Linked DNA regions of Mus musculus: region 1 is linked to region 2. Evidence: chromatin loops called from intact Hi-C (ENCODE). Cell type or tissue: heart. All regions are shown on one strand. Each heading gives the region's core, and the rest is flanking DNA. Links, peaks and the distances in the headings are about the cores only. Region 1 has its middle 16 kb from the start of Gm32190. Region 2 holds the start of Gm32328 (a long non-coding RNA gene).

Evidence for each region. Hi-C counts contacts between places; a loop is a spot of excess contacts. Peaks named below come from ENCODE experiments on the same cell type or tissue, not always from the same donor. Only the 100,000 strongest peaks of a DNase experiment are listed, where the experiment ranks them.
Region 1: it touches region 2 in a loop (2.5-fold over the local background); 4 of 42 quality-filtered maps call a loop at or near these places.

What each region holds. Positions count from the first base shown.
Region 1 is chr6:51,080,267-51,089,703 of GRCm38, reverse strand. No RefSeq gene overlaps it. Among named protein-coding and RNA genes, the nearest start is that of Gm32190, 16 kb to the left of the region's middle. In heart, for the core only: a CTCF peak has its summit at 3,925 (motif pointing right); a DNase peak (open chromatin) is centred at 8,383; H3K27ac peaks cover 386 bases.
Region 2 is chr6:51,158,523-51,167,959 of GRCm38, reverse strand. It overlaps Gm32328 (a long non-coding RNA gene), which reads left to right and starts at 1,514. Exons shown (of 4, transcript XR_377663.2): 1 at 1,514-1,760. It overlaps Gm52901 (a long non-coding RNA gene), which reads right to left and starts at 3,827. Exons shown (of 2, transcript XR_003956431.1): 1 at 3,640-3,827; 2 at 2,691-2,946. In heart, for the core only: CTCF peaks have their summits at 3,528 and 4,521; DNase peaks (open chromatin) are centred at 4,499, 5,249 and 6,579; H3K4me3 peaks cover 410 bases; H3K27ac peaks cover 3,322 bases.

The DNA of each region.
Region 1 (9,437 bases), core at 779-8,778, 78 kb after region 2:
TTAGTGTAATTTAAATGGCATTAGCCAATAACATGCTGAGTCTGTGACTGGTTAGCTCTCTCCATGTGCACCCCCAGGCCTTGAGAGAAGTGGGGATCTCCACTCCCCATGGCATGGCAGCATCCGCAAAGTTTCCCTTCCATTCCATTCCAAGATGCATTCTCTCAAGGAATTGCTAGCTTTCTTCTCATACCTGATGATAAATCCTATGGAGTACATACCTTAGATGTGCCAAGGAGAGAGAAGGGGTGGGCGGGGACGGGGAATCTTCCTACTGTTGCTTAACTAAGTTGACTTGAGACCAAAACACATTATAAATGTTTACGTTTTTACTTGTAGATAGATGCCACTCTTGGCATCAATCAGAAAAGTTTCTCTTTGCAAAAGCAGCCATGGATGAAGACTCACTGAAGATGCTGAAAATCAGTGACAACTTCTAACAGTCAGGCAGGGCAGAGCGCTTCAGTCCTCGCTCCAGGTTTTCCCTGGAACTTAGTTTTCCTTCTACAGTACATTTAAGCTCCATTGTTCCCAGTGTGTTTATTTGTAAGATGGATCTAATTTCTGCCCTTGAAAAGCCTCTAGAAAGTCTGTCAGGGGAAGGGTAGGACACGTGGTGCTTAAGGGTGGCATTAAAGTTTTAGAAGTGATTTATCTTGACCCAAGGGCCAAATGGCACAGCCTGCAAATGTGATAAATCTAACAAATAAGTAAACAAATAAATAAATAAACGTAAATGCCTCAGAGGAGGCAACTGGCCAATGGGCAGGGAGGTGGTTGGCATTTAGCTTTACAAGAACAGCTGTGGATCCCACATGCTCAGGACAGTTAGAATGTCCCCAGAACAGCTCGTCTGGGTGGGGGGCAGACTTGAGGCTGGAACTATAAATCTGTTCCCCTAAGACAGTGACTTCATGGATACTGACATGGTGGGGAGTGGTTAACTCTTCCTGTGCTGTGTGGTAAATTCAGGAACCAACTAGCACAGTTTTTTGCATAGGCTTTTTTTTTTTAAAAAAAAAAAAAACACGTTCTCTGAACTTTTATGAAGTACATAAGTGGAAGATATCCTGTTTATTGCTGTGCACATGTAAACTCCTGACACATGTGTCAAAAACATACATGAAAGAATTTTGCAGTTTAGTGTGGGCAGGTAGGCCTGTCTTCAGCACTCTTGCAAACTGAAGGGAAGGTTAAAGTGGAATTTCCTTCTGGAATGGCCCATTGTCATCACAGTCAGCAAGTGTGAGAGCAAGCTGGCAAAATCCAGGTTCTTTTTATCATGTCCTTCTATGTCAGCTGCCACCAGAAGGTGTGGCCCAACTCTATCATGGGTCTCCCTGACTCAAGTAATCTGATAAAGAAAATTTCTCACAGGAGTGCCTAGCCGCTAGTGATGTAAATTCAGTCAAATTGATAACCATGGTTAGCCACCACACTATTAATCGGTCATCTATCACGTTCCTATCTCTCTGTGTGCATAGTGTAAGGCCTGTGACCCCTTGGCTGTTGGGCCTGTCCACTCTTATTCTTACAAACGGCCTGTGTACTTTGTCATTTGTCCCAGAGAGCTGAGAAGTTCATACAGGATCCAAGTCACTTGTTTGTTTCTGACTCAGGATCCACCTTAGACAAGGCCTTATCTGTCATTATGGGCTTTCCTTCCTTTGCCCCCATTTTTAATGAAGAAAAAAAAAAGGTCCAGTTTCCATGGGGCCTTTTATCAGTACATTGCAGATTCTCTATCAGAAACCAGCATCTCTTTGCAAGAAGTTTATCTTGTGATTCATGATGGAGTCTGGTCAGTCTCCTATAGTTTAGTCGGGGGCCACTGTACCTTGGAATTTTCTTTTTTTTTTTTTTTTTATAATGCCATCTCATTTTATTTTTATTAATTCCTGGAGAATTAGGTTTCACTGTGGTATTTTCTTTTTTTTTTTTTCCATTTTTTATTAGGTATTTAACTCATTTACATTTCCAATGCTATACCAAAAGTCCCCCATATCCACCCACCCCCACTCCCCTGCCCACCCACTCCCCCTTTTTGGCCCTGGTATTCCCCTGTACTGGGGCATATAAAGTTTGCAAGTCCAATGGGCCTCTCTTTCCAGTGATGGCCGACTAGGCCATCTTTTGATATATATGCAGCTAGAGTCAAGAGCTCCGGGGTACTGGTTAGCTCATAATGTTGTTCCACCTATAGGGTTGCAGATCCCTTTAGCTCCTTGGCTACTTTCTCTAGCTCCTCCATTGGGAGCCCTATGATCCATCCATTAGCTGACTGTGAGCATCCACTTCTGTGTTTGCTGGGCCCCGGCATAGTCTCACAAGAGACAGCTACATCTGCGTCCTTTCAATAAAATCTTGCTAGTGTATGCAATGGTGTCAGCGTTTGGATGCTGATTATGGGGTGGATCCCTGGCTATGGCAGTCTCTACATGGTCCATCCTTTCATCTCAGCTCCAAACTCCGTCTCTGTAACTCCTTCCATGGGTGTTTTGTTCCCAAATCTAAGGAGGGGCATAGTGTCCACACTTCAGTCTTCATTCTCCTTGAGTTTCATGTGTTTAGCAAATTATATCTTATATCTTGGGTATCCTAGGTTTGGGGCTAATATCCACTTATCAGTGAATACATATTGTGTGAGTTTCTTTGTGAATGTGTTACCTCACTCAGGATGATGCCCTCCAGGTCCATCCATTTGGCTAGGAATTTCATAAATTCATTCTTTTTAATAGCTGAGTAGTACTCCATTGTGTTACTTAGAATCATTTTCTTTCTTTCCTTCCTTCCTTTCTTTCTTCCTTCCTTCCTTCCTTTCTCTCTCTCTCTCTCTCTCTCTCTCTCTCTCTCTCTCTCTCTCTCTCTCTCTCTCTCTCTCTCTTTTTCTTTTTGAGACAGGGTTTCTCTGGATAGCCCTGGCTGTCCTGGAACTCACTTTGTAGACCAGGCTGTCCTCGAACTCAGAAATCTGCCTGCCTCTGCCTCCTGAGTGCTGGGATTAAAGGTGTGCCCCCACCATGCCCGGCTTAGAATCACTTTCAATGTGATAAGTAACTGGATACACCTCCAACCCCTGAGAGACAGATGTTCAAGGCAGCCAGAAGGTTCAAAGCTATTTGCAGCAAAAGGCTTGCTCCTCATGTATGGGGTGGGCGTGCACACTCAGTTCTCAGGTGTCACTACCAACTGCAGACATTTCAGCACCTTTTTTTTTTCCTCCCCAAGTCTTGAGTTTCAGGCAGGGAGGTAACCAGACCCTTCACATTTGCCACAGTGATGCTGTTTCAGGCCCTGCGTTTTTGACCTTACAAGTCACCTGTTCCTCTTGAAGTATTGTCACTCTGCTGGGTTGTACAGCTACTATCCAAATTGTCCCAACATCATGGGCAGTGATTTGCAGTCTAAATTCATGTCATCGTTTCTTGTGGCTCTTGCCTTGAATAGCAGGAAGGGCTGTTGGACGCCAGCTGTAGGTGTAGATTTAACTTCTCCTGACAGACTGGAGGGCTCTGTGGATCCCCCTGACCCTGGATGCTCATCTGATCCCTCCACAGTCTTTGTGCCTGCTACATATGTCTCTGTGCACTAGCCATTTATTAAGAGTACAGACTTTAAACCATTCTTTAGCGCTGCACTAGTAAGCCCTTACAGCTGAGCAAGGTCTACCTGGCTGCACACAAAGCTAGGACTCTTTAGCATTGACCAGCTCAGACTAAAGAAGGAGTTTATTGACCCAGGTAACTTAGAAGTTCAGGAGTGTACCTAGAAGCAGGTGACCTAGAGTCTCGGTCCAGGTCCTTAGCCCTTCTACCAGCTGTCATTCCAGATCTTAGTCTTTTCTTCATAGTACAGATAACCTCTTTAGAACTAATGGGAAAGGCAGTAGCTTTTCCTAAAATGCACATCTACCCGACTCCAGAGGAGGGAGCTGTTTGCATCTTCTGATCTCATACTAATCCTGAGTCCAGCCTGCTTGGGTCTGCTTTCTCTCCTAGAATAGCCATTAATGACAGACCTTTGTGACACCTGTGACAATTTCTGCCCATTTCCATCAGGGTTGAAGCCTGACACAGGGGTCAGGCAACCCCACTGGGACTGTGAAGGCCCACTACACTCAATCCCTTCTATCTGCCCAGTCCCTTCCCTGATAGGGTTAAAAGCACACGGAGCTGTTCCTTTAGCAGTCCCTTCCCTGATAGGGTTAAAAGCACACGGAGCTGTTCCTTTAGCAGTCCCTTCCCTGATAGGGTTAAAAGCACACGGAGCTGTTCCTTTAGCAGAAAGACCTCCAGTCAGTCCAGTTTTCTTTCTGTCTTTACTGGGATCCTTTCCTTAGCCTTCTTCACTTGTGGAAATTCTTCTCAGTATTCAAGGTTTAATTAATGTGGACACACATACACTTAGATAGAGAAAGGGAGGGGAGGGAGGGAAGAAGGGAGAGAGAAAGAGAGAAAGAGAGGAAAAATACAGAGAGGGAGAAAGGGAGGGAGGGGAGAGAGAGAGAGAGAGAGAGAGAGAGAGAGAGAGAGAGAGAGAGAGAGAGAGAGAACAAGGAAGGACCCCTAGACTGAGGGTCAGTGCCAGAGCGATGATAACTCCCAAACCTTGACATTTATTAGCCCTGCAGGGTACCCACCATCCTATGCATTCAGATGCCCTTCATGTTTATATAAAACAGCCACAGCACTTCACCCAGATCACTGCACATCACACTTGGGAGGAAGACACATGTGTGATTCATTTTCTCAAAGATGAAGTCTAAAGATTTACTTAAGGACCAAAGAATGTCGTGAGGTAATTTTCCGAAGTGCGGCAGGTGGTGTGGTGACGATCAATTGGCAGGCACGTCTCCTCATCCTAACTGGCTGAGGCTTTGCCTTTCCAACTAGTGACCTTCCCTGTTAATAACCTGATGGAATTTTCAAGGAGGCTGAGAAAGCGGCACTGTCCTTCTCTCCAGGAGAACAGTCCTACGAGCTAACATGTCCGTGAGCCTCAGAACTCAGGAGTTGGTCAGGCTAGCGGTATTTTAAATGCCATTATTGTGGACTCAGACAGGTTGAGTAAAATCAGTAACAACTCAGGAAGCAATGCTATTTGTCCCGAGTTCCTAGAGGGGTTAGTTTTTCTCTTTACTTCAAGACTGGTCACATTACCCTGTGACTGGTTGTAGATATACCCCTGGCCCCAGCAATCCAGAATCTTTCACCGGCAACTGACAGACAAGAACTAAAATCACTTTAAGCCAAAACAAGGTCTTATTGGCTAAGTAACCAAATATTTTGTGCGATCCAGAGGCTCTAACAATGTTTCCCATCCAGTCTCTCTCTGTTCCTCTTTCTCTTTCCCATGATGGCTCTGTTAGTCAGGGTTTCTAAGATTCACTTAAGCTTTTAAGAGCAGTGAGAATGCCCTGGGTCTTGGTGCTGAGGAGGAGAGGGTCCTAGCCTAGACTGTCTCTGAGCCACTCATGAACCACATGGCTCTGTCTGGCTGAACTTGTGGTCCAGGCCTCTGGAGCTTGGTGTTGGGTTAGACCTGCTTGAACTGTAGGGACCTGGGCCAGACAATAGGTTCTCAAGGGACACCAGGAACATCAGAGCTAGAAGGCAGAAGCAGGGATGCTGAGTGAGTACTCTCCTGTGGGGAGAGTGTCGTGAATTTTTCTTACTGCCTTACTCCTGGGAAAGGCTTCCCCTAGTGAGGGTGGTTTGCCAAATACCAAGAGAGCTAGCCTAATTCTCTAATACTTTCTCCTCTACCTCTCTCCCATGGATGAAACAAAACTTCTAGAGGAAGTATAAACACATCCATGGCTTTTTAGCATTTTCTCCCTTCCACTTAAAGATTGTATTTAGTCAAATCACCCTAAAGTTGCCATTTAGAGTCAGAAATTTCAGTGTTATTGCTTTTGACCCTGTCCTTTGACAATTTGGTCGGCACCTTGGTAAATGTTGGCAACAGCACTGCATGTACATCACGGGTATCCTTGGATTCTCTCAACCTCGTCTCCTGTCATCCAGCCGCCCCTCTGCTCATCTCTGCCCTGCTTCCCATTCTTAGGAGGGCCCAGCCAACCTGCAGCTGATGCCCTCCCAACCAACCACTGTGCCGGAATTTCCTGATTTTTCTCACCTAGTCCCACACCTGAATCCCTGCTACACGGAAGCCCTAGTTGGCTGGGCTGGGGTGCATGGCATTAACCAGAGGCCAGCAGGACATGGCAAAGAGCCACAGAGATACATCCTTCTCTTCCCCTCCCTCCTCTGGTCTCCTTTTTCTTTGAGGCTCATTGTGCAGCAGAAGCCAGGGTTGCATACATTTCTTTGCACTGCTCTTTAGGCTCCCTCCTTCACTTCTGTTGAGTTGCCTGGGAATTGCACCTCCCAAAGAAAACAGAACTTAATTCCTGCTTTGATTCCGTTCTCTAGGAGACTGGGCCTAATGTGGCATTATTTTCTTTTTATGTGACACTTTCTCTAAGAGTGCTGATAAGACTGTGTTTCTAGTCCGTTCCCTGTTGGCAGGATGGATAAACTGAGACTCATGAAGGACGTCTCTTGTTCAAAGTTATTGGCTTCATCACTGAGCCATTTAAACGCACAATCCAAGCTTCCTGTCTTCTCGATAATAACTCTGGACCTCATGGAAAGTCTGGGTCTGCCCATACAAAGAGTAGAGAATAATTGGAGTAGTTATTCCAATTATTGAGGCCAGCAACTAAACTTAAAATAACTATATTAATGAGCTCCATGGCTCCACATCACAGGGCATGTCTGGAAATGGCCGAAAACAAGGGATCAGATTCTCTTCAGTGTATTAAGTGCTGTTATTGGTGATGGGAGGGTGTGTGCTTTAAAGTTGTTGATTCTAGGTTTTTTTTTTTAATATTTTACATTTTGGGTCAGTTATTTGCTTTTTAATTAAGGGCAACAAGAATGGCATTCTAGGAAAGACAACTTATTTCTCAAAAGAAGTATGGAGGAAAAGGTTCAGATGTCTTCCACGGGTATGTTATGAGTGCGAAGGCGACAAGAACATTACTTAACATGTGGGCATTTTTTTGTGTTTTGATGTCATTGGTTCTAACGTGACTCCTTGCCATTGCTTTGTGTTTACTTAAAACAAGTTTATTTTTTACAATTTTTAATTGTCAAATATTTTAAAATTTGTTATTTTACGTTATGTGTATGAGTGTTTTGCCTGCACGTATGTGTATGTGTATATGTACGTATGTGCAGCACGTGTGTACTTGCTGTGTTCAGAGGTGAGAAGAGGGCACTGGCTTCCTTGGAACTGCAGTTATAACTGATTGTGAGCTGCCATGTGATGCTGGGAACGGAATCTGGAGCCTCTGAAAGCACAGGAAGTGCTCATAACAGCTGAGGCATTTCCAGCCTCTACTTATTGTTCATGTTAATTATTTATATCATGTTCTGTTACTAGGGAAAAAAAATCCATGAAAGGGGACTCTAATGCAGAAGAAACTCTGGTCCCAACCCCAGTGTGAAAGGACAACCTTACTGCCTTTGGTCTTTTGCTTGGGTGTGGATGTCGATACTTCAGGTGGGCAGACCGGACATTGTGTTGTTGTGTTATCCTTCTGTCTTTCAAGAGTTTTTAAATTGCTCCTGAGGAAGTGGTGTTCAGACTTTAGCTGTATAAAACCACATACCTGCTTTAGACATCACAGAGCGCCTGTGTCTAGAGAAGTCAGTGCCTGTCTAGCATGAACTCTGCTTCTGTGCACAGGACACCAAAACATGAATGTCAAAATAATACATTTCATGAGGCTGTTTGAAAGTGTTTACCTGGTGACCTGTACAGAAATCCAAGTAGATAGATATTTAAAGTATTCAAAGTAAGGGAGGCTCTGCTTTGTTAGAGTGTAAACCCCAAGGAAGGGAGAAAATGTCTAAAATGTCCTGCTGGTCATGGGCATGTTGGTTGGTGTTAGGCTCTCGGTTGGTTCCTTATTTGGAGTTTGACTTTGTTTCCCAGTGACAAATGTCTTGGAAGGAATGGTGAACCTGGAGACAAAAGGGCTTTACCAGGAACTGAAGGAAAGACCAGACCACACTCTTCATGAGCAGAACTTTGCAAAACACTGTTCCTGCTTTCTAGCTGGTGTGCTAGAGCCTGTGACTTGGCCAAGGTGTCTGAAACTCTTCTACATAAAGCAGTGCTGGGCAGCAGCCTCAGGAGTTCGTGGTCTATGCTATTCCCATGGCCGTCCTTCTCCTGTGTCTCACCTTCATAGATTCAGCTGTTGGATGACTGGAGAAGAGTCAGGTTCCTATCAGTTCTGTAAGGCCGAGCATTTAAAACGTGTTGATCAAGAGTATGAAACAAATGAGAACAGGATGGTCCAGATTCTTCTTCCCTGACTCATTCTCTCCAGAGTCTCAGAAGAAACTTGGAGATTCCAAGAAAGCCCCCAGTTTGTGGGGAGGATGAAGAGGTTCCAGAAACGAATAAGAGTTGGCAGCTTAGGGTTGTGAACCTGTCAACGCCTTGAGACAGAGAAACAAATGGCTGAGATCTGGAGCGTAGAGGAACATTTTAAAACCAAGGACTTCTGCCAAAGATTCCTTAATATCCACTCCCCTTAAAATCACAATATTACAATAAAGGCACAATGGAATTCAAATACATTCAATGTACAAACAGCACGGAAGGAAGACTTACCCCTTCCCTGGAGGCAGAAAGAAGTTATGAGCCTAAGGTTTTACTTTTCCATAGAAAGGTAACCAGAATTTTACTATAAACTGATTTAGGCTCTAAGAGCGTAGGAGACAATGAAGACTTTATAAAAAAAGATCACAGAGTAGAATTAGTTTAACAATCACTCCCTTCATATATAAAAGCAATATGGTGAACTATGCAGAAAGCCAAGTAGACAAACATTTAGAGTATTCAAAGTGGGGGAGGCTCTGTTTTGTTAGAATGCAAGCCCAAAAGTAGGGAGAAAATGTCTAACATGTCCTACTGGTCATGGTCAGGTTTGAAAGTTATAGGGCATGGTGTTTTGTTTAAGCTTGGATCCTTATGAAAGAAACAGGGACATCCAAAATATTTGGATTAAGTTTCTAGTAACACAGTCCTAACTTTGCCATCACCCTGACCTTTATTAGCTTTTTTTAAAAAATTCACTTATATGATAATTACTCTAGTAAAGTTACAATATTATAATCCATAGATTTTGAGAAAGTAAAGCCAACATGAATGTGCCTAGGTATCCTTAATCCCCAGACCAATATCATTGCTGAAGATCAAAGACGTAACTAGGAAACATCTAGCTCTAATGCTATTTGGGTGTGACAGCTGCCTCTGTACTTTGAATAGATCAATAACATTCATCTTTTCAGACACTTCCAAACACACTCTCTTGAAGTAACAGACATATACTTCTCACACATGGTTGTGTTGATTAA
Region 2 (9,437 bases), core at 1,038-9,037:
AGGTCACACAATTTAGTGGGGTCTGGGCTGGAACCATCAGACTACAAAACTGAGGTGGAAAGCACACTCATGCATCCCTTCCTACTTTTTGGTTCTGTTTGTTTGTTTGTTTGTTTGTTTTTGTTTTTGTTTTGTTTGTTTGTTTGTTTGTTCCGAGACAGGGTTTTTCTGTATAGCCCCGGCTATCCTGGAACTCACTTTGTAGACCAGGCTGGCCACAAACTCAGAAATCCGCCTGCCTCTGCCTCCCAAGTGCTGGGACTAAAGACTTGTGCCACCATCACCAGGCCTACTTTTTGGTTTTTATGGTACGGTCAAGGCACAGGTAAACATGAGAAAGAGAGGAGCAGAGTGAGGTGAGACACCGACACTTCTCAATGAGCAGCAGCCATCGTCGATGCTGGAGGTTGTCTGCATGGGAAGAACAGAGAAGGTCCCATCCCTGCCCTTTCCGTGGAGGGACTGTTTAGATCATACTTTTATTTGTGGCTGTGTATGCTTTATGGTGTGGATTAGCTGAGCCCCAGAGGACGGTGGGCCTTGTTCACTGTGGCCAACGGAAAGATCTTCAGGAGAAAACGTGTAAGGTTGAAATATCTATTCCCACATGTGCAGAGGCTCTTGGATTGTGTTTGCTTTCAAAATCCATAAATGTTTTTATTAAACTATCTCTTTCTTGTGGCCCAGGCACGCATAAAGTATTTGCCACGTGTGTAAACGCTTCCATTTTGGTCTTCCTTGAGGGAAGCTTTGTAGCTCTGCAGTAAATATTTGCTCTGGGGTAAACCTTGGCAGGCAATCACTGGACTCCTCAGTGTGGTTTCATTGGATGCTGGGTGCACTTGTGTGCACATGTGCCTGTTTTAACAGCACACACAGAGGAGAAATTGCAGGAGACCTTGGGAGTTTTTTTATTTTATTTTATTTTATTTTATTTTATTTTATATATTTATTTTACCAGAGATAGAGAGGTGTGTAATGACTATAATTATGTGAGTGAAATTATAAAATGAACCCAAGTCTCTTTCAAATTTGAGTCTTCTTACGGGGCCATGGTGGCTCATGCCTGTGTTATCAGTACTTGGGAAGCTGAGGCAGAGGGATTGCCATGAGTTTGAAGTTAGCCTAAACTAAACAGTGAGACCCTGACTCAAAAAAGCCAAAAATATTTTTTTCTTTTTCTTTTTTTGGCAAAAAGATTTTTTTGATTCTTCCTTGTATACGGCCAGCCTCTCCATTCCCCACATCATGCCAAATCAAGTGCTCGTCTGTAGCCATCTTTCATAACAGCTTTTAACATAGTAGTGTTTGGGGGCAGTGAGTGTATTTAAAAGTAATAAAGTATAGGCTTTGCTTCCTAAATTCTATTCAAAACAGTAAGACTCTAAAAATCAAACAAATTATGATCTTTATTTTGTTTTAAAATGTGATATGGTTTCATTTTCCTCAGTGCTTTAATCTGTAGTCATGTTTTAAAAATTCAGAGGAAAAGAAAAAGACAGACCAATGGGATTGTAGATAGTCAAGATGTGGGAATTCTCATTCCTGAAGAAAACTATGAGTTACTTAACTTCTCTGTCATGAAAGACTGGATTTCTATAAAAAGATGCTGGTCAGTCCGATCAAATGGATGAGAAGGGGCTCGATGGAGGATGACTGAGCTCTGCAAACGGCTAACATAGGACCGCCTTTGAGCGAGTACTTGGGAATTAAAAGCTCTGCTTGGCCTCCCGAGTCTTGACATTGTGACTTCAGACCTGGTGAGTCCCTGCTCTTTAAAAAACATCATCCCACCCTCCCCTGGACTGAAAAATATGTCCTAGGCATGCCCCCCCCCCCCCCACGTCGATTATAAAGATTTTATTTATTCTTCTGGTCGCTGCAGAGAAAGAGAGCCCAGCCCTGCTCAGGAGAAAAGGAAACTTTAGACTCAGGCTAGCTGTGGGGTGGCCTGGCCACTGAAGGTGGAGTAAGCTGTAGTCAGAGCCACGTACACTCTCAGATGTCTCTCCCTGCAAACACTGTCTCTGTAAAACACAGAGTGTGGACCTAAGTCGCTCTCTGGAGCATCTGCCTGTCACAGTGTAGCCTGGAGGTTTCAGTCCCGAGAATTCTTCCTTAAATATTTTCTTGCCTTTTCAAAGAGTGCTCTGGCACTTCACACCAGGGGCACTTGAAGAAATGGACTGACCCTAAGTAAGGGAAGTCCCTTTGGCATGGCCTGAGGCTATAAGGCTGTCCCCAGTGGGGGCTGCATCTTTTGATGAACAGTTTACACAGACTTGAGAAAGAATCCATGAAACAGAATCAGCTGCATTCAAAGTAAACGGTTTCAGGCTCCCCGGAGCTGAGCAGGGCAACCTTTAGGTTTGCTCAGCTGGCCAGTGCTGGCAACCTGGGAAGACCCTGGATTCACCACCCATTCTTGGAGAGAGTGGAAATTACCTACCCACTGACTTCCAGCAGGGGCAACACAATGAGTTTTAATTGGGTACCGTAGATAGGTTTTGGTCAAGCATTTGTGTATGTGACTCCTACCTTTATCTAAAAGGTGGGAAATGGATTCTTGAATTCCATTTCTGCAGATTTTCCATCCTGGAGAATTTTGTTTCAATAAAAAAATTTAATATCTGCTATATAGGTAATTTCACATTTTCTAGAGTCCACATTTAATAAATAAAGAGAAATAGTTAAAAGCACTTTAATACATTTTTATTAAATACAATAACTCTAGGATACCATTCCCATGCATAATTGATATAAATTCATCAACGAGACATCCATGCTCTTTTTCCTTCTCTCACTGTCAACATCTCATGTGCACTTTGCATTAGAAGAACATCTCACTTTGGACCAGCCATATCCCAAGTGCATGGCAATCAAAGTAGAACACACTTATAGTCCTGGACAGCAGCAGACTTCTGGGCCATGGCAGGTCTAGGTAGTCTAGAGGCACATGCAAAATCAAGTAAACTTTCCATACATTCAGATCGAGGTCTACAAAAACGAAAGGATCAGAGAAAGGACTGGGAGAAAATAGTCTACATTATACTTGGATTCGTGTATGTGATTTCTTTTCTCTTTGAGACAGGGTTTTGAGTTACAGCTCAAACTAGCCTTGAACATGTATCCCCCAGTTTCCCCAGTGCTAGCATTATAGGAAAGCACCCCCCACACCTGGGAGAAGTGCATTTTTTAACATTACTAATTCAACTGAAAGGGAGCCCTTGGCCTTTATGCCTTGGGTGAGGGGGAGCCTGGAGTTTGAGGCATGTGGGTAATGTTTTTTTTTTTTTCTGTTTTAAAGTGTTTATTTATGTTGCTAAAAATAAATCTTCCCTTCTTACAGAACAAGGACAAAGCTAAAGAAAACTGGGTCATGGAGAGGGCCAGATGACCTGATTTTGAAGCCTCAGATTTCCCCTAAAGTCTAGATGAAATACTAATAAGTGTCTGTAATTCTGCTCCACCCTATCAGGAGATAAAAAATCAAGGTGGGCTGATTAGCGCAGGCTGGATCTGACATTATCCTCTAAGTGCCACTAGGGCGCTGTAGCACGGGATCACAGACAACAAACAGACAGACAGCCAGCCAGAGAGGGAGAGAGCTCAGAGCATAGAAAATAGTTAATAACCCACCTCCAATCGCACATCTGCAGATAATTGTCAGAATGTTCTCATAGTGCTGTCCTGTGTTGACTGGCTTTACAAGACTGAACATCTTCATGTCTAACTTGCCTTTCTTCCATGGAATAGCAACCACAGGCATCTCTGATCGAACCTCCTCATAAGAAGGAGTTTTTAGTGTCTGGATACTAGGCCATCCTGTGGGCAAACCAGGGGATTCTGAGGTTGGTGACTTTCAGTGGGTGGCATAGGAGCTGGGGCAAATTGCCCTCCCACCTGGCCCATGTGACCCCTCCTTATCGGCTTGCATGGCTGTGTCACTCAGACTCCTTTCTACACCTCGTCTCACTCTGCAGAGAAAACGCTTGAGAGAAAGCTCACCCCATCTTTCCTCACAAAACTCTCCCAACCCTACCAAGCCAAATGTACTTTTTTTTTAAAAAATTTAAAAAAAAATTTTTTTATTTTTTTGCCAAATGTACTTTTAGTGCTGTGTCACTTTTGGAATGTGACCGAAGAGTAAAAGAAATTTTCTAAAAAAAATTTGAATTGGAAACAAGAACATTGGATCACCTCACACATTCATGTGTGTGTGTGTATGTATGTATGTATGTAGATATGTATGTATATACGTATGTATATCTCTCCCACTTTCTAAGTCCATAGTCCTGAAGCCATCTTACCACTCTCTAGGTCCGGCCTCCCTTGATTAAACCAGAGTTGAATTATTTTTACTCCCCTCCTTGGCCACTCTTTCCCACCATGTGTGACATAAATCCTGTGGAATGTTGGCTACGTGCATAGCAGGAAAGATCCCGAGGCTCCCATCTCGGGCTGCATGGCCAGTGTAAGCAACTGAGGGTGGTGGGGCTTGTGGACAGATGCTACAGGGAGAGGCACCAGTAGGGGACTCTGTGGAAAAACACAGGATGAACAAAAATCACAAGGTTATGCTTGGGGTTGCCAGTGACTCATAAGGCAGCAGAGCCCATGGGAGGATGCGCAGGTTGCCCTGACAGGCTCTGTGTGGTAAAGGCTAAGGGTGGTCTCCAGCTTTTGTTTGGATCCTGGTGCACTGTGGGGTCTGGCCATTGTAGATGTCTTCCCTGGGACTCCTGAGGAAGGCTTAAAGGAAAAGTTAAGAACAGTATTTCAATTCTCTCTAGTCAAGCTTGTCTTCTCAAACACCCAACTGTAGGCTTTTGGGAAATCTTTAACAACCCTTTCTTGGGGGGGCGCTGATTATTTCTCTTAGAGAAGACATTGAGGGGGAGGGCATTACGTTGATCTCTATGAATACGAGTGCCCCTCAACCCCGTCTCCACCAACCCGGAGTTTATTCTTTTCTTTCTCCAGCTATTTGGCCCAAGTAATTGAGGGCAGGGAGTTTGAAGGATACTTTGTTTCTGACGAGGGCCAGTCTGTAAAGTAGTGAGTCTTTTAACACGGCACTGACAGACATCCTCGGCTCTAACAGAATTGATGTATTCATCAGAGCTCTCACAACATGGCTTTCCAAAAGGGAGAAAAACTTGTACTTTCACCTAAGTACTGGCCGTTTTGTGGGCTGGGTACTTTTCCAAGATGTTAACCAGACCCGATGGAAAAGGTTTGTTCGCCTCAAGTTTGCCTTTCCCTCATTTTGTAATTTTTGGACTTGAGTCAATTTTTTTTTCTTTTGGTCCATTCCTCTTCTCTCCTTGGGCAGAGGCCAGTGCCTCGAGCTTGCTCTCTCCGTGGTGTTGACAGAGTGTTTTTCAGTTATACCAAAGGCCACAGATTTTATGTCAGACTTCAAGATACTCAGCTTGATAAACATGTCTGCCTCTGGCGATTGGCAGCATTCTTCCTGGAAAAGAAAACAGAAATGGTTTTACATAAATAAGGAAAGTGGTATGAATAGCCCAGAGTAACAGGGCTTTGAAGGTGCATCTGAGGCCCAGCCCCTACACAGCCTTGTATGTTTTGTTCTTTAGCTTGATTTAGTCCTGAATTCCCGTTTAAACCCACCACCATCTGATGGTTTTCATTAACCATATGTGTTTGGCTTTGTTAGCAAGTAAACAAATAAACAACTGATCTGTTTGGGAAGTTGGGTAGTGGTAAGTTACTTCAGGTCTGTGCTTGAAGGAGAACCCTGACTTTTTTGCATATTATATATGTATATGTGTACACACACACACACACACACACACACACACACACACACACACACTGCTGTGTGAGATGGTGGAGTATTGAAAATACCTTTCATCCACTTTGATTCACAGAAACTCCAAGAAGAGACATCTGAAAAAAATTTCATTCTTTGGTTTCTCGAGATGGAATAGCTCAGGTTTGCTTAGAACTTTGCCATCCTCCTGCCTCAGTCTCTCAAGTGCTAGTTACCACCTTGCATATTCTCAAATTACATTTTCTTTTCTTTTTCACTTTTTTTCTTTGTCCTAGTGTCCAGGCCCTCAAGTTTGGGTAAGGAAGCAGCCTGTGACAGAGAACACAGCTATTAGGTGGGCTGAATCCCATTGTCAGAGGACTGAATCATTGCTGACAATTTTTATAACAGAAAAGGGTTTACAATCTAGATTTCAAAGGCTTCTATTGAGAAGCAAGAGAGGGGAATCTTTGATGACCGTTCTTGACCCTTTTTTGAAAACTACCTTGCCAGTGAGCATATGTTCTAGGAGCCAGGGGGCGGGTGAGGGGAGAACATCGGTTTCTCCATGTTTAATTCCTTTTGGACGATTGATGGGATGCTGACGGCCTCTTCAGGAAGCCTGTGTGCACTAGACAGTTTAGGGTCAGCAGGAGAAGCTTTTCCAGGGTGGCCTGTTGGATGGATCGGTGTCATCTCACCTAGATACAGGCTGTCGAAAGGCTGTTGGGACTCTGGGCCATTACTTCCAAGATTCCCATGTGGCACTTATCTTAGCCACTCCCTCCCGGCCTTCTACAAAGCTCAGTGCCAGATCTCTGATGTCATTGCAGGTCTATGATTAAATACCAGCAGGAAGCTCAGCCCAGGGACAGGGAGGGTCATCGGTAATAGCTCCGAGAGTGACTTCATGGCTCAGGGTAATCTGTTATTCATTACTGATGTCAGATGAGAAACTCCTAACCTGTCTGTTCCATGGTAGCTCTTTAGATGACACGTCCCCAGGGCCATTGCAGAAGCTCATGGCTTTTACACAGGAAGTTAGTTACTTTATCAGGTATAGGAACTGGGTGGAGACAAAGCAGTCTATCAGTCTGATTGGAGAGTGGCCCGGAATCACAAACGGTTGCTTGTTAGACATCTGATGGCTTCTACAGCCATTGTTATACATGCATGCACGTGCATATAGACATATCATACTATTGATATCGATGTTTAGTATTTAAGAATGACTGGATTTGGGATGTCTTGAAGATGCTGTGTACCTCGTTCTATTTGCAGAGGCCAAGGTGCATGCCTGGTGGCCCTCTGGTAGCCTCAACAAGATCTGAAAACCTCCACAATCATAAGTAATTATTGCATGAGTGGCCAGTTACTTAACCTCCACAGACATTTTTAGTTATTGATAAGACAGGCCATGCTTGGCTATGTTTGGTTAATGTAAGAGTTTGGTGGAAGCATGTGTGTAAGGCACAACATACTGCTCATGTCAGAGAGAGAGAGAGAGAGAGAGAGAGAGAGAGAGAGAGAGAGAGAGAGAGAGAGAGAGAGAGAGAGAATCAGACATCAGAGGGTAACATTTTCAGGACTCCTTGGTCCTGGGCATTGATCTCAGGTCATCAGACTTGTACAGCAAGAACTTGGACCCGATGAGCCTCCTTTGTGAAATTTGAATGGATGTACGAGCTAGATTGAACACAACTGGGTGACAAGCACCGCCCCGATGGGGCTTTTTTTTTAAAAAATATTTTTATTACTTATTTTCCTCAATTACATTTCCAATGCTATCCCAAAAGTCCCCCATACCCTTCCCCCACAATTCCCTACCCACCCATTTCCATTTTTTTGGCCCTGGCGTTCCCCTGTACTGGGGCATATAAAGTTTGTGTGTCCAATGGGCCTCTCTTTCCAGTGATGGCCGACTAGGCCATCTTTTGATACATATGCAGCTAGAGTCCAGAGTTCCGGGGTATTGGTTAGTTCATAATGTTGTTCCACCTACAGGGCTGCAGATCCCTTTAGCTCCTTGGTACTTTCTCTAGCTCCTCCATTGGGAGCCCTGTGATCCATCCAATAGCTGACTGTGAGCATCCACTTCTGTGTTTGCTAGGCCCCGGCATAGTTTCACATGAGACAGCTATATCTGGGTCCTTTCAGCAAAATCTTGCTAGTGTATGCAATGGTGTCAGCGTTTGGAAGCTGATTATGGGATGGATTCCTGGATACGGCAGTCTCCAGATGGTCCATCCTTTCGTCATAGCTCCAAACTTTGTCTCTGTAACTCCTTCCATGGGTGTTTTGTTCCCAATTCTAAGAAGGGGCACAGTGTCCACACTTTGGTCTTCATTCTTCTTGAGTTTCATGCGTTTAGCAAATTGTATCTTATATATTGGGTATCCTAAGTTTTGGGCTAATATCCACTTATCAGTGAGTACATATTGTGTGAGTTCCTTTGTGATTGTGTTACCTCACTCAGGATGATGCCCTCCAGGTCCATCCATTTGCTTAGGAATTTCATAAATTCATTCTTTTTAATAGCTGAGTAGTACTCCATTGTGTAAATGTACCACATTTTCTGTATCCATTCCTCTGTTGAGGGGCATCTGGGTTCTTTCCAGCTTTGGGCTATTATAAATAAGGCTGCTATGAACATAGTGGAGAATGTGTCCTTCTTACCGGTTGGAACATCTTCTGGATATATGCCCAGGAGAGGTATTGCTGTATCCTCCAGTACTGATGGGGCTGTTAGAGAACACATCTTTTGCAGAGTTCACATCACTTTCTCAGAGATGGAAGATGGGGACCTGGGACTAATGAGGTTGACCAACCAGGGGATTCCTGTATCCCAGCATCAGGGAGAGTCTGTCAGGGTTTTCTGTCACAGCTGTTTTTCTTCCATCTTCTCTTAGTAAAAAACATTGTCCACATTACTCTGTTTTTAAAATTGTTTTTCCTGAATAAATTCCTTAAGGTGTAGTTAAATATTCTATATACAGGTAAAACCCATTTCCTCACATTGTGGTGGGCATTTGGACTATTACAATGATACCACTATTTTAAACATTGGATCTGCTTCATCATTATAAGATAAATCCCTCAACTGTAAATTGCAGCTTTTCCTGGACCAGGGGTAAATATCCTATTGACAGGCCTGCACAGTGAGCCTGAGGAGAAACAGTTAAACTGCCCATTCAAGCTCTGCAAAGCTCACACACAAAAGTGAAGCCACAGGGAAATATTCTGCAGTCCGGGGGCCTTGGGGAATCTATTTACTACAAACTCTGCTTGGGAAGATGGCTCCCCTTCCCCCTTCATAAAGCTTTAGCCTCTGCGGATTCGGCTGCATGGATGAAACGGTCCTCCCGATAATCCTTCCTGGTCACTCACATCAAAATGAAGCCTACTAACCAAGAAAGCTACAGAATACCAAATTATACATATTAAAAATAGACCCGCAGGCCCTTTACCTAAAATTTAACTTAACCGGTTGAAGAAATATATGGCTATAAAGCTAAATGGTATAATTTTATATATGGAAATGGCTGTCCTTTCTTATATTTAAAATGTACCTTAGGACATAATTATCTGCCCACAAAGCCAAGTTTTAAATAAGAAATGTCCCCTTGGATGGACATTCATTGTATTTGTCAGGGGCCCT